Regions from separate parts of the Homo sapiens genome. Here all the other regions are linked to region 1. A link is a contact called in ENCODE Hi-C or POLR2A ChIA-PET data. All regions are on one chromosome and are shown on one strand. Each heading gives the region's core, a stretch centred on a gene start or an enhancer-like site at or near the end of the contact. The rest is flanking DNA. Distances are from core to core; before and after follow the strand shown. Region 1 has its middle 75 kb from the start of PTCH1. Region 2 has its middle 29 kb from the start of HSD17B3-AS1. Region 3 has its middle 39 kb from the start of LINC00092.

The links. Hi-C counts contacts between places; a loop is a spot of excess contacts on that map. ChIA-PET counts read pairs that join two places held with the same protein, here RNA polymerase II (POLR2A). Pooled maps may share reads with other maps.
Region 2: a map of naive thymus-derived CD4-positive, alpha-beta T cell shows a loop between it and region 1 (18-fold over the local background). The contact joins two enhancer-like sites. A Hi-C loop is called at or near these places in 2 of 168 maps with a recorded cell type or tissue (naive thymus-derived CD4-positive, alpha-beta T cell and ovary), 1 of 37 single-sample maps with no recorded cell type and 8 of 50 pooled maps.
Region 3: a loop to region 1 is called in a map of CD8-positive, alpha-beta T cell, with 40 times the contacts of the local background. The contact joins two enhancer-like sites. A Hi-C loop is called at or near these places in 2 of 168 maps with a recorded cell type or tissue (CD8-positive, alpha-beta T cell and naive thymus-derived CD4-positive, alpha-beta T cell) and 7 of 50 pooled maps. POLR2A ChIA-PET finds 5 or more read pairs at or near these places in 1 of 52 experiments (HEK293).

Annotation. Positions count from the first base shown.
Region 1 is chr9:95,431,907-95,436,665 of GRCh38, reverse strand. No RefSeq gene overlaps it. Among named protein-coding and RNA genes, the nearest start is that of PTCH1, 75 kb to the left of the region's middle. RefSeq lists enhancers at 1,691-2,262, 2,263-2,835. Within about 2 kb of position 2,330, at least 3 of the 41 ENCODE cell types and tissues checked have a DNase peak (open chromatin) inside an H3K27ac peak, as active enhancers do.
Region 2 is chr9:96,215,278-96,220,036 of GRCh38, reverse strand. No RefSeq gene overlaps it. Among named protein-coding and RNA genes, the nearest start is that of HSD17B3-AS1, 29 kb to the left of the region's middle. RefSeq lists a silencer at 1,589-1,798 and an enhancer at 1,809-2,028. Within about 2 kb of position 1,941, at least 19 of the 41 ENCODE cell types and tissues checked have a DNase peak (open chromatin) inside an H3K27ac peak, as active enhancers do.
Region 3 is chr9:96,058,650-96,063,408 of GRCh38, reverse strand. No RefSeq gene overlaps it. Among named protein-coding and RNA genes, the nearest start is that of LINC00092, 39 kb to the right of the region's middle. Within about 2 kb of position 2,033, at least 9 of the 41 ENCODE cell types and tissues checked have a DNase peak (open chromatin) inside an H3K27ac peak, as active enhancers do.

The sequences.
Region 1 (4,759 bases), core at 1,081-3,580:
GATGGGAACGGTTTCCAGAGCTACTGGTTTCTTCCACTGCTTGCTCATGCTGAAGCTAGCTCAGAGCATAGCACCCTGCCTAGCCCCAGGCACCATGCTAAGTTCTGTGCAGGCTAAAATGATGAATATGACAGTTCCTGACAAAAAGAACCTTAAACTTCTTTAAGTTTCAGTATCGAACTCCTGGGCTCAAGTGATCCTCCTGCCTCGGCCTCCCAAAGTGTTGGGATTACAGGAGTGAGCCACCACGCCCAGCCTACGATGCATTATTTTTAAGAAGGAGTATATTAGGTACAATGAGGCTCAAAGGGATGGATAGATCAGAAAAGATGTCCTGGAAGACGTGGCATTTGAATTTGGCCTTGAAAGCTAGGATTTCAGCAGATAGAAATTGTGGGAAGGGCATTATCAAAAGGAAGGAAGAGCTTGAGCTGAGTCCCAGAGGTTAAGACAGTAGAGGTGGCGTGGCGCGGTGGCTTGCTCCTGTAATCCCAGCACTTTGGGACCGAGGCAGGTGGATCACCTAAGGTCAGGAGTTTGAGGCCAGCCTGATCAACATGGTGAAACCCCGTCTCTACTAAAATACAAAAATTAGCCAGGCATGGTGGCACGCACCTCTAATCCCTGCTACTTGGGAGGCTGAGACAGGAGAATCGCTTGAACCTCGGAGATGGAGGTTGCAGTGAGCCGAGATCGTACCACTGCACTCCAGCTTGAGTGACAGAGAGAGACTTTGTCTCAATAAAATAAAATAAAATAAAATAAAATAAAGTAGAGCTGTGTCTGAAAAACAAACAGCCCATTTTGCAGGAAGAGATGCCACCCATGAGCTGTGGTTCTGAGTGTGGTTCTAGGACTGACAGTTTCAGTGCCAAGTGAGAAATTGCTAGACATGCAAACACATAGGCCCCGTCCCAGCCCCACTAAGTCGGAATTTCTGGGTTGGAGGCCCAGAAATCTGGGTTTCAATTAGCCTTCCAGGAGATTCTTAATCTTCTGAAAGTTAAGAAGTGCCCATGTAAGGTGCACTGGAAGAAGGTGACATTGAATGCTAAACTGAAGACAATGGCCGTTATCTGTTTGCAAAGCAGTGACACCCTCTCGAAGACTGTTGAACAGATACGTGATTGTACTTGTGATTTAGAGCTCCACCAGATGGATGAGAAGTGCAGAAAGAGAACGTTGAAGTGGGAAGATCATAGAAACTTTTTATATTGGTTGCAAAATGGAAACAAAGAAGCAACCTGTTATTCTTCATAAACATGTTTCCCAACATCCACTCACTATTCAGGTCCCCATAACCTAATTTCCTTCTAGAAGAACCATCCCATTTCCCACTCTCAGTCTGTTTGGTTCAGACAGTGCTACCTTCATCGCAGGGTCCAGGGTTGTTCATGTGACTCAGACAGTCCAATAAGAGTATCACATTCTCTTGGCCAACGTTATTGGTTTGAGGATAAGAGCATGGACCAATCAGAATGTGTTACATGTTGTGAAGCTTTGTCTGAAACATAGAATGTGCTTTTCCATGGGTCTTTAATCTAAAAATCTGTAGCCTTAAGGGAATTGAGGGTGGGGGCCTTTTCTGAGAAAGGAGCGAATACAGCAGAAAACAGATTAAATGAAGGAAGAGGAAGAAGTCAACTCTGATTACATCATTTGAACCCCGGGTCAAGCTGTACCCAAAGCTAAATCTATTTCTGCTAAACTTTCCTTTCTAACAGGCCTTTGTGCTCAGGGCAATTGGAATGAGATTTTTTGTCTTGATTGACCCAAACTCAGTCATGGCTCTGGACTTCAGATAAGGGAGTCACAGACTCGTAAGATGTTTGCAGGCTTTGGACTATGATTCAGAGAAGAGAGGGAAAGTCAAGGGCAATTGACAGTGTTGCAGGATGGATTCCATGAGAAGCAGACTGTGAGAGGGAGCGTTGTGTGCGCGAAGAGCACACGGGGGTGGTCCCAAGTCAGCGCCTGTGGGGGAGTGAAGAAGCAGCACTGCGCAGTGGAGGAAGTCAAATTGTCATGCGGCTGAGGCTATGCGGAGCTGAGATGCCCTTTGGAGTTGGCTCAGGTTAGGGCAAGGAGGCCAGAGCCTCATGCCCTCACATTGACCCGTCATTGTATGCAGGTGGCCACCAGGAGACATGATCTTGGGCCACACGTTTCTCTTCCATACAGTGCAACTCTCAAAGAAGGATTCAACTGAGCCATCGGCCAGCGCACTCCCGCAGCCGGAGGACAGAGTGCTGAGTCAGGGTGTGGGTGGAGGGGCAGGGCGCTCAGGACCGCCAGGTTCCCAGCGGGGTGAGCAGCTGTGAGGAGACTGAGCCCTGCAGCTGGAATGAGGAAGTGGGAGGAGCAGATGGCATCAGAGAGAGGACAGATTTCGTTTTGAGCTGGTGGCATTTAAACGCTGGAGAAGGTGTCGACCTGGGATCAATGGGAATAGAAACCACGGTTGATGAACCCTGGCCCAAAGAGAGCGCAGACAGAGACAGTGGGGAGCTCAGAGCTCAGGGAGTGGAGGGAAGAAAATCTGGAGCCCATAGGCCGGGCGCGGTGGCTCACGCCTGTAATTCCAGCACTTTGGGAGGCCGAGGCTGGCGGATCACGAGGTCAGGAGATCCAGACCATCCTGGCTAACACGGTGAAACCCCGTCTCTACTAAAAATACAAAAAGAAATTAGCCGGGCGTGGTGGCAGGCGCCTGTAGTCCCAGCTACTTGGGAGGCTGAGGCAGGAGAATGGCGTGAACCTGGGAGGCGGAGCTTGCAGCGAGCAGTGCTCGAGCCACTGCACTCCAGCCTGGACGACAGAGAGAAAGAAAGAAAAGAGGAAGGAAGGAAGGAAGGAAGGAAGGGAAGGGGAAGGGAAGGAGGGAGGGTGGAAGGGAGGGAGGGAAGGGAGAAAATTTGGAGCCCATGAAGGGGAGGGAAGGAGTAGCTAAAGAGGCAGCAGAAACCAGGCCGTGTTGCCAGATGATAACAATATAAATAGCAAATGCTTATAGACTCTTGACTGTGTGCCAAACAGTATTTACTGTAGAACGTTGTTCTACATTCTTAGCTCGTATTATTTCTTCATAGGAAACAAAGGAGGTGACGGCCAGTGAGTGGGGTGGGTAATCTGCTGATGAGCAGTTAAATCAGGGAAGTTAAATTAGCAGTTAAATTAGGGAAGCATCTGGACTCTGCATGTAAGGTAGATATTTTAAAAGTCATCAAAAAGGAGTTTGTGTGTTTGCTGAAGAATTGTGTCCCCACTCTCTTCATTGCTGTTCTTTTAACAGCTTTATTGGGATATCATTCACATACCATACAATTCACCCATGTAAAGTATATTATAATTCAATCGTTTTTATATTCACAGAGTTGTGGAACCATCACCATAGGCAATCTTAGGACAATTTTGTTACCTTCAAAAGTAACTCCATACCCTTTAGCACTCACTCCCCCCCCACTCCCCCCCCACACCCCCCCCGCCCCGTCTGCCACAACCGGTGCCTGTTCACCTGTGCAACCCTAGGCAATCATGAATCTACTTTCTGCCCTGCTCTGGATGTTTCCTATGAATGCAGTCTTATAGTATGCAATCTCTTTGTGTCTGGTTTCTTTCACTTAGCATAATGTTTTTTCCAGTTTCATCCATGTGATAGCATAAATCAACACTTCATTCCTTTTTATGTCCAAATAATATTCCATTGTATGGCTATCCACATTTTGTTTATCTTTTATCAGTTGATGAACGTGTGGATGATGTCTGCCTTTTGACTATTATGAATAATGCTGCCGTGAACATTTGTGCACAGGTTTTTTCAAACACTTGTTTTCCATTTTCTTAGGTGTACACCTAGGAGTGGAGTTGCTGGGTCTCTGTTTGGCTTTTTAAGGAGCCACCAAACTCTTTTCTGCAGTGGCTGCACCATTTTATCTTATCACCAGCAGTGTAAGAGTGTTCTGATTTCCCCATGTCCTCACCAATATGTGTGATTATCTGAATGTTCATTCTAGCCATCCTAATAGGGATGAGGTAGCATCCCAATGTGATTTTTTGGGTTCCGTGTAGATTAGACTGAACTTCTTGCCCATGCTGACATTAAACTCACATGCAAAGAGATGGACACACACACATCTCACATGGGGAAACAAGCTCAGGGGGGCGAACCAGGGTAGTCCCTTGGGAACGTCCAGCTCTGAAAGAGGAGAGAGGCACACAGGAAGAATAGGAGTGCTTGGCATCTGAAAGCACAGGGCGAGAATAAAGCCAAGCACCGACCATCCTAAGGAATGACCCGACCCTTGACCTTCCACTTCAGCAGTGCGAAGATATTCTCCATTTTGTTTTTGAAGTGGCCATGGATTTAGTCCACCCCATGTTCCACCCCCGCCCATCACCACCTGTTCTGAGGGCTGGGGTGAGGAAGGAAGGAGCAGGATGGGTCCTTTGAGCCCAATTAACACACACATTTTGCTTCCAAAGCTTATTGTGCACCTTATGCCAAGATTTGAGTAGGACTCAACTTAACCAGTATATGTAAAAGTCTTCTTAGAACTTGGAGAAAACAGATGATGCATAATGCTGTGTCGCAGATTATTAAATAATACTAACAGGCAGATCAGGGGCAGGCTTCAGGAAGGGGTAAGCACAGCCTAGAAATTCAGAGGCAGGAAGGATCACTGTGGGCTGGCAGGGCCATTTTGATATTTCTGTGGCAGGAGGGACTGGTTTCTGAGATGACCTTTCTGGCAGGGCTGTA
Region 2 (4,759 bases), core at 692-3,191, 780 kb before region 1:
TTTATAATCCTGTTTTTTTCCTGTGAGCAAAAAAGTTATAAAGGAATGAGATCTAGAAAAGATAGTTCTAGTTGAACCAAAATCTTTTATCCAGGGTGAGGGCATACAAACTGCAAGGGGCCTGGGTGGGGGAGGCAGAGAAGCGCCCGCCTCTTCCGACCTCTCAGGTGCGTGTGAGCCGATGCTCCGCTAGGGGGCGCGGGAGAGCAGGCCGCCCCCCGCGTGACTCTCAGAGCCCGAGGGCTCCCTCCAGGTCCGCTGCCTTCTGCCCACAGGAAGGAGTCACTTTCCCAACTGGCGGGGAGCGGGGGAGTCACTTTCCCAACTGGCGCGGGCGGGTTGGGAGGGGCCGCTGAGCCGCATCTGCCACAGTCACGAAGCTTTCTTAGCACCTCCTGGAGTTCAAGGAAAATCCAGAAGCAGCTCTTTCCTTGAAGGAAGACGTTCACAGCATCGCACCCACGAAGAGGGTGCGGCTTCCCCCTCTCACCCTTCTGGGTCTCGGCCGATCGCCTGGCAGTTGGGCTCGTGGCCCATCCTGCAGGAGGGCGCAGGCATGCATAGCGCCTGCGGAGGAGCGCTGCTCCTACGCCCCAGGCACGGCCCCCGCAGGCCGGGCAGTGACCCCGGTGGCCCGGCCCTTAGGGCGTGCGAGTTGACCGTGCCCCTTCTCCAGGACGCGCGGCCGGCGGCTGGGTTTTCGAACGCGCGGCTGTGAACGGCTCCTTGGCGAGGAGGCACAGCCTCCGCAGGCCGGAAGCCACGCGCCCACCAAAGGCACGAGGAGCAGGGCGGAGAGTACTGCGGGTCAGACGAGCGAGGCCCTCGGGGAGGCGCCCAGAGGAGCGGGGCAGCGCGGCCGCAGCGCGGGTCGGGTCCGCGGACGCTGTTCAGGCCCCACTGTGGGGCTGCTGCCCCTGGGCTGCCCTCCGGCTCGGTGGAGCGCGGGAGTGGGGGTGGGGGCGCCTCTGCTGCTTCCACCCCAGAAACCCGGGTCAGCGTTGGGAGCTGCACTGGGCGGCAGCGGAGAACATTAGAAGGGACAGTGTTTGGGTTAAAATCTAACCCTCGGTCGGGCGTGGTGGCTGAAGCCTATCCAACCACTTTGGGAGGCCGAAGCGGGAGGATCACGAGGTCAAGAAATCGAGACCAGCCCGGCCAACATGGTGAAACCTCATCTCTATTAAAAATACAAAAATTAGCCAGGCGTGGTGGTGAGCGCCTGTAGTCCCAGCTACTCGGGAGGCTGAGGCAGGAGACCCGCTTGAACCCAGGAGGTGGAGGTTGCAGTGAGCCAAGATCGAGCCACTGCACTCCAGCCTGGCGACAGAGCGAGACTCTGTCAAAAAAAAAAAAAAAAATCTATCCCTCATGATCTTGCTTTCTGTGCGTGTGTCTTTGCGTCAGGGGCAGGGAAAGCCTGTAGAGCACACATTGCCTAGTGAGGTCTTTACAACACAGGCTTTAATTATTTTCCTCCTTTCGCAGCTGAGAACAGAGAATTTAAGCAACTTGCCCAGAGTTCCAGAGCCAGACCTTAAAGGTAGGGCTTGTGACTCCGCATTAGGAACGTTCTCCTCCCCTGGATGGACCCGATGCCCCCGCACTAATAATCTTGAGCCGGAATTCAGCAACGCAGTGGTGACATTCAACCTTCCGCCTCACGGAGGCGGTGCCGGCGGGGCAGGGGATGGCCGCCAGGGGGCAGTGTGGCTCCGTGCCTCCGCGCCCGCTCCCGGACCCGCGCCCTGCCCCCACCGGCGCTGAGCCCGCCGGCGCTGAGCCCTCCAGCCCTGCTCCGCGTTCTTAGCAGCGTCGCCAGGCGTGGAAGAGGTTGGACTCAGGGCTACGTCTTCCAGTAGTTAAAAAACGGGGGGCCGAGGCCCCCACAGTTAAAGTGGGCGAGAGAGCAGCTTCCAGCATCTATGGCGATGATGGCCTTTTTTTGCCCAGATGCAACCAGGTCTGCCAGTCGGCCAGCTCGCACGGAGGGGCCCACCTCCAGCCCTGGCCTCAAGAGGGACCAGGCACAAACCTTACCTTGACAATGTTTCCAGCAACACTTCGCTGGGACAACTAGTCAGTGTGGTCAACCAGGCTAGGACAACTAGTCAGTGTGGTCACCCTTGTGGCCGTTCTTACGGGGAATTTGGTTATTATGGGGAACTTGGTGAGACTTGGGTGTAAGCCAGTAGTTGCATTAGTTGTTTTTGTAGCTTATCTTGTTTTAGTAGCAGTGATAGTGAGATTTTGCTTGTTTTTTTTTTTTTTTTTTTTTTTTCTTCTGGACTGATCCAAACGGAATGCTGAAGTTCTGTCTCCATCCGGAAGACCTGGGCTGTGGCCTCCCGGCGTCTCTGGGCAGGGGCATCTGCAGGTCCCCACTCTGGTGGGCACCCTGCTGCGAGTCTGCTCATACCCAGGGTGGATGCACCAGCTGCAGCTTTCAGCTGAAAAGAAACACGCTCTGCTCTGGCTTATGTCTGGCTGAGCTCTGGAAGGGCGGGCCCCTCTCAGCGAGCTGGGGGGCCCGCGTAGACGAAGATGACCCGCAGGCCTTATCAGCACTTATCTTTCAGTAAAGCCTGAGAGGCCAGCTTTGTGTCTGGGACCCTGGGAGCTCAGGAGGGCAGCTCGGCTTTTGTTCCTTGTTCTTCTCCAGCTGTTGGGAACTTTGCTGACAGCAAGAATCTACTCCATGGATTCACAGCACAGGCTATGACCAGAGACATATTTTTGTCCTAAAACATTTTTTTTTCTGATTATAAAGTTAATGGCCATTTTTCTTTTCTAACTTTTTATTTTGAAATAATTTGAAGCTTCTAAAAGCAGTTTAAAAATTATGCAAAGAGTTCACATGCACCCTTCACCCACATTGATGCCCTATAAATGCCTTGGTTTATATTTCCCCTCAAAATAACCACAGGCTTGTGACTGAATCAGGAAATTAACATTGATATAGTTGTGTTATCCTCCACAGACCCTCATCATATTTCCCCGAGGCCCATGAATGGGCCTTTGCTGAATCACACCTTGGGTTAGTTATTGCGTCTCTTTAGTCTCCTCTAATCTGGAACACTTTCTCAGATTTTCTTCATTTTTTCATGACTTGGACAATTTTTGAGCATATGGACCAGTTATCTTGTAGGAAGTCCCTGAACTTGGGCTTGTCTGACGTTCCCTCAGGATCAGACTGTTCGGAATCCCAGGGGCGGTGCTGGGTTCTTCCTGGTGCACCCCCCACCCCTGCCTCTGCCAGGGAGCAGCCGTTCCTGGAGATGTCACCTTTATCACTTGGTTAGGTGATGTCTGCTGTGTTCTCCACTGTAAAGTGATTATACCTTGTGGGGGGATACTTGCAGACTTTGTGATTATCTTATTTCTGAAACATTTTAGAGAATTTGAAAAGTATAGTCAAGAAGGGCAAAGAATCCCTCCTGGCTCCCCGCCTGCAGATAAGCACTGTCTCCATGCTGACTCCGTGCTCTTCTTCTTTTCCCTGGAGTCTCTGCTCTCTTTGGGATCCTCTAACCCTGCTGGAAGGACGTGTTCCTGTGGCTGATAAGCCTCACGCGACCTCTCCCATCCCCTGTCCCATTCCTCTGGGGGTGCTGTGGAGATTCTGTCTGAAACAGAGGTGTGATTCTAATAGAATTTTTAGGTCTAGCCCAGGGAGGAGGGAGAAGTTTTAAGTGGAGCCTTTTAGCTCCTCCAGAATTCAACATCCTGGGGCCTCCTTCCAGGAGGACAAGGGGAAAATTAAGGCAGCCACCCAGAAGGTCCGGGCTCTAGTCACTTGGGAACTAAGGAAGGGTCTGGGGTTGACCTTGTGCTCACAAAGGCCACCAGGGAGCTCAGTGCCTCCTGCCCATCCTCCTGGACAAGCCTGAGAGGAAGGAGGGAAGGTAAGTGCTAAGGAGCCCCATCCCATGGGAACTCAGGGAAACTCGCCTCTCAGAATTATCTAACCCAAGAGGCAAGGGAGCTGGGGTATGTATACACCAAGTCTTAAGAGTAGTTGATTCAGGGCTGCTAGTGGAGGTGCTCAGTGTGTGTCAGTTCCTCAGGCCTTCCTGCCACCTGCAGGCATATGGTGAGAGTGACCTCTGAGGTTCTGGGGGAAAGCTCTCAGGCCAGAGGTGCAGAAATGGCCGAGGGAACCCAGAGTTCTGGGGTACAGGTGGGACACTGAACATAGTCCATGGACCCTAACTCAAGTGCTGGTGACCCAAGTGCTGTACGAGTGAAAGCAATGGAGGACTTATGAGCTGGATCTCATGGGGTCATGGAGATGGTTACTGAAGTCGAAAATGGTTATTTACAAGAGTCTCAAGATCTTGAAGCAGGTGATAACAGCAGGTGAAGCAGATGAAAATGGTTTTTAATCACCATTAGCCAAACTGGCCAGATGAGCAGGAAATGCTTTCCTGTGGATGGAATGGACTGCAGACGGATTAATTTTGAGGGCACCCTCCAGATCCTGTCTGGAGAATAGGCTGAGTGGGCTCTGTAACACATGGAGGTGAGCTGGTTATCCAGAGCATAGTGGAAGGGTCATGGCAGCGGGGAAGGTACAGAGTGCAGTCAGCTTCTTTCATGAGGCAGAGGAGGGTGAAAACAGCCGCGGAAAGAGAAGCAGAAGATCAACCACACTGCATCCTCTGCTTTTCCAGGAACTTTAAATTCCAGGGAATTATGCCATCTGTCAGTCGGAGGTGTGAGCCTGCACACTGGTGACAATCCCCTCTTCTAATGCTGT
Region 3 (4,759 bases), core at 784-3,283, 630 kb before region 1:
GGGGAGATAAAATGGGATAAAATACAGCATCCGGGCTCCAAGCACAGGGCCGTGGGAAGAGGCATGTTCCCGGCCATGGGGAGATGGGCAGTGATGGCAGGCAGAGACAGAACTGGCTCTCCTGGGGGTCAAGGGAGTCAGGGACCAAGGGCAGGTGGCTGAGGCATGGAGCTCACTGTGAGTGGCACCTGCATGGAGAAACTGGGCCATGACACTGAACTGCTTGTGTAGAGCTTGAGCAGTGGGGCCCTGACTTCAGTGTAGACTAGTGGGGTAAACACAGACAGGTGGGTGGTCAGATGAGGAGGCCACACACAGCAGAGGGATTATGGGATTATTTATTGATATATGTGCACGCACACAGAGATGTATACTGTATTCACACACACACACACACACACACACACACACATTCACACACACACATACTCAGGATTCCAGGAGACACAGTAAGAGAGGGCTGATGCGCCACCTCAGGGCAGGTGGGGATTCCAATCGAATTGTTCCAGTGACTCTGCTTGGGACCTGTGAACTGAAAGGTCACAGGGGATATTTGGAGAACTCATAGATGAAGGCATTAGGACTCAGAGAGGTGAAGTGACTTATCAACAAGAGGTTTGCAGGCCATAGGAGGTCGAGACTGCAGCCGGCTGTGATCGCACCACTGCACGCCAGCCTGGGTGACAAAGCCAGACCCTGTCTCAAAAAAAAAAAAAAAAAAAGAAAGAAAGAAAGAAAGAAAGAAAGAAAAAAGAGGCTTGCAGGCCAAATCTGGCCCACTGCCTGTTTTTGTAGGTAAAGTTACAGTGGGATGCAGCCGCACCATTTGTCATAACAGCATTGTCAGGAGAAGGGTAGCACCTCGCTCCATTGTGACCTTTGTTCCTGAGGTAGTGTTCCTTGCCCCTTCTACCAGGATCACAGAATAAGGGCAAGGGTGAAGCCCAGTGATGGTTCTGAGTAGATGTCATCGAAATAAGGGAGACTTGGAGCAAAGGGTTTTAGAGACTGTGTATCTTATAGCACCCAAGGCCGAGGACTTCACGAGGGCAGACTTAGGCCCTCACACTGAAACAATGGCTTGGCATGGAGTCAGTACAAAAGCATGGCTTCTGTGGGTTCCCTAAACAAGCATGTTTTAAGTTAACTCATTTCCAGTAATAACGTGCAACAACTTCAACTTTTGCTGATGCAAGCTTTTCTGGTGGAGGGAGGGGGAAGTGACATAATGAACATAAGAAACTTACAAAAAGCTTCTAGAGAAGATACGATCCAATCTTTGGCAACACTGATTGGATCCAGAGCTTTGTAAAACCAAAAGCACCAGAACTCTCTCTACCTCTATCCATCACAAATATGCAAGACAGGGGAGCAAGAAAGATTTAAAGAGAGGAGATGAGGAGGGAAAACAGTGAAACAAACCAAATGGCTTCATAATCTTGCAACAGCTGCTTCAGAACCTCTAGGAGTTGACAGTCCCCAGAAGCCCAGTGACCAGTCACCCAAGCACATCCTGGAAGGCAGGGACGGCCCAGGAGCAAATGGAGGGGGAAGTGCTGAGCTAGGCAATGGCATCTGCACCCAGGAGGCTAGCGGCCATGCTGCAGCTACACACAGGGCTACGTCTGCTTCCCTGAGGCTGCAGCAGAATGAGATGTGGCTGGCTGTGCTGATTTGCAAAGCCAACGCAGCTATGCTCTTTCTTCACTAGCCACCAGCAGCCTCACAGGGACTGGGGTCCAGTCTCCCTCCCTCTTTTCCTTCCTTTCTTCATCCTCCAAGAAAGCAAATGGTGAGTCATAAGAAAGGACTCTGTAACTTCAGATAGATCATTTCAGCGGGCATCAGCACGCCCGTCTGAGAGAAGTGTGGATAAGAATAAGGAACTTCCAAACTTTTCTTTTAAACCAACCAATGCCATTTTTCAAATGAAATATTCATCAAGGCAAAGGGGAAACATTGTGGTTGAGGGACCAGGAGGGGGAGCAAGGAGCCTACTCGGGTGGCTGTGACAAAGCACCACAAACAACAGAAGTTCTCTGTCTCCCAGTCTGGAGGCGAGAGCCACAGGATCCAGCATCATCAGGGCTGTTCCTCGTGAGGCCATGAGGGAAGATCTCTCCCCTTTGCTTGTAGATGGCCATCTTCTCCCTTCACATGGCATTCCTTGTAAGCATATCTCTGTGTCCACCTTTCCCCTTTTCACAAGGACACTGGTCACACTGGATGAGGGCCCACCCTAGTGAGCTTGCCTTCACTTGATGACCTCTGTAAAGCCTCTGTCTCCAAAGATGGTCACATTCCGAGTACCTCAGGGTTAAGACTTCAACTTAGGAAACCTGAGGGCACACAATTCAACCCATAACAGAGCCTTTCCTGCTCGGATCCATCCCCTCTGATGGGGGCTTGTAGGACAAAACCATGGAAATGTTCCTGAGCTGTAAAATGGCCAACAGAAAGATGGCAGACAGGCTGGAAAGGGGGAGAAACACAGAGATACAGCCACATGTTGATGCCCAGGGAAGGAGCACCTTTAAAAGGCACCACACCCTTAGGGGCAAGGGCAGGGCTTGGGCTGGGGACTGACTGTGGCAGTTTGTTTGTTGGAAGAATGAGTGACACTAAAGGTACCATCTTCAAGCAACAGTAATCAAAACAGCGTGTCCCTACCATAAAGATAAACTTACAAATCAGCGAAATAGAATTGAGAGGTCAGAAACATACCCTATGTTCTCTCTCTTAGACAGATAGATAGATAGATAGATAAATAGATAGATAGATAGATGCTAGAAAGATGACAGATACATAGATGATAGATATAGATAGATAGATGCTAGAAAGATGACAGATACATAGATGATAGAGATAGATAGATAGATAGATGATAGATAGATAGATAGATAGATAGATAGATAGATAGATAGATAGATAGATGCTAGAAAGATGACAGATACAGGCTGGACACAGTGGCTCACGCCTGTAATCCCAGCACTTTGGGAGGCTGAGGCAGGTGGATCACGAGGTCAGGAGATTGAGACCATCCTGACTAACATGGTGAAACCCTGTCTCTACTAAAAATACAAAATATCAGCCAGGCATGGTGGCACATGCCTGTAATCCCAGCTACTCGTGAGGCTGAGGCAGGAGAATCGCTTGAACCCGGGAGGCAGAGGTTGCAGTGAGCCGAGATCGTGCCACTGCACTCCAGCCTGGGTGACAGAGTGAGACACCATCTAAAAAAAAAAAAAAAAAAAAAAAAAAACCAGAAAAAAAGAAAGATGACAGATACATAGATGATAGATATAAATAGATAGATAACAGAGAGAGTGATATAGCAAATGCGGCAAAATGTTAACAATGGGTGAACCTGGGTGAAGGTTATATTGGTGTTCTTTGTATTAATACTATTTCTGCAAATTTTCTGTAATGTCTGTACATTTGAGCTATAAAAAAAAAAGAATACACGTGGTCTAATATTACTTGTCAGCCTGGGTACAAGGCTCACGTCATCCAAAAATCCAGACCTGGGGACTCCGGCTGGGGAGCAGGAGTGTGTCTCCACTCAAAGGGGTACCTGTTTAAGCAGCTTTTGTGTTCTCACTTACGAAGGGCCAGTCTGCTCATTTAATATTGAAACCTCAGCACTAGAGAAAGCAGCCTGTGGGTTGAGCCTTTGTTTTTCAGTTTTCATCTATTTTTCTCTTTGGAACAGCTTTGATTGAATACCATACAATTCACATATTTAAAGTGCACAATTCAATGGTTTTTAATATATTCACAGAGTTGTGCACTCATCACCACAATCAACTTTAGAACACTCATCACCCTAAAAAGAAATGCTGTACCCTCTAGCTATCACCCCTAGCATCCCCACTCTGCTCCCAGCTCTGGCAGCCACTCATTTCCTGTCTGCGCTATAGATTTGCCTGCCTCATCTGTACGTTTGGTGTGGAATCATATTGTATGCGGTCTTCCATGTCTGGCTTCTTTCACTTAGCACAATTTGGTTGGGGTCATCCATTGTAGCACACACCAGCACTTCCTTCTTCTTGTATAAATGAGCCAAAGATGGCTTCTGGGCAGTGGCCTCTAGGTTGTTCATTTCTTCACTGAAGGCTGAGACCTCTGAGCTCAAAACCCCACTGGCATCAAACTCAGAAATGTACACATCCAGTTGTTTTGAGAACTGCAGAAACAAGCAGATTTTTAGCCGTTTAGGGCCTGCCTGCTTTGCATTCCCCAGGAGACCTCACTCACTACCTGCCGGACACTGATAAGACTGAGCCTCGTGGTTTTAAGAACAGCCCCAAGGTGCTACTACCTTCCAAGGCTCTCGGACCCAGAGACTCCCCTCTGTGCTGCCAAGCAGCAGCTCCTAGGCACAGAAGCCTCCTTTTTGGCCCCCTTCCCGTTTCCCTTGCCTCCTCCCCTTCTGGAAGGTGCAACCCCCCCCCCAAGCCCCCGCCATAAGCTGCTCGAAGGTCTCATGCTGCAAGGGAGTTCCCCACTCATGCAATGTTGTCCCAGCGCCGTCCAGTAAAGCTTGCGTGTGTCACTACCCCTCATGGTCAACTTCTTTTTCTTTGATCAGCCCCCAAATCTCTCAAGCCCTCTACAATTCCTTTTTACTGCTGAATAGCATTCCATTGTACAGACATACCATATTTGTGTATCCATTCATCCACTGATGGACATTTAGTTATGCACACCTTTTGGCTATTATGGACTATGTTACTCTGAACATTTGTGCTGTTTTTGA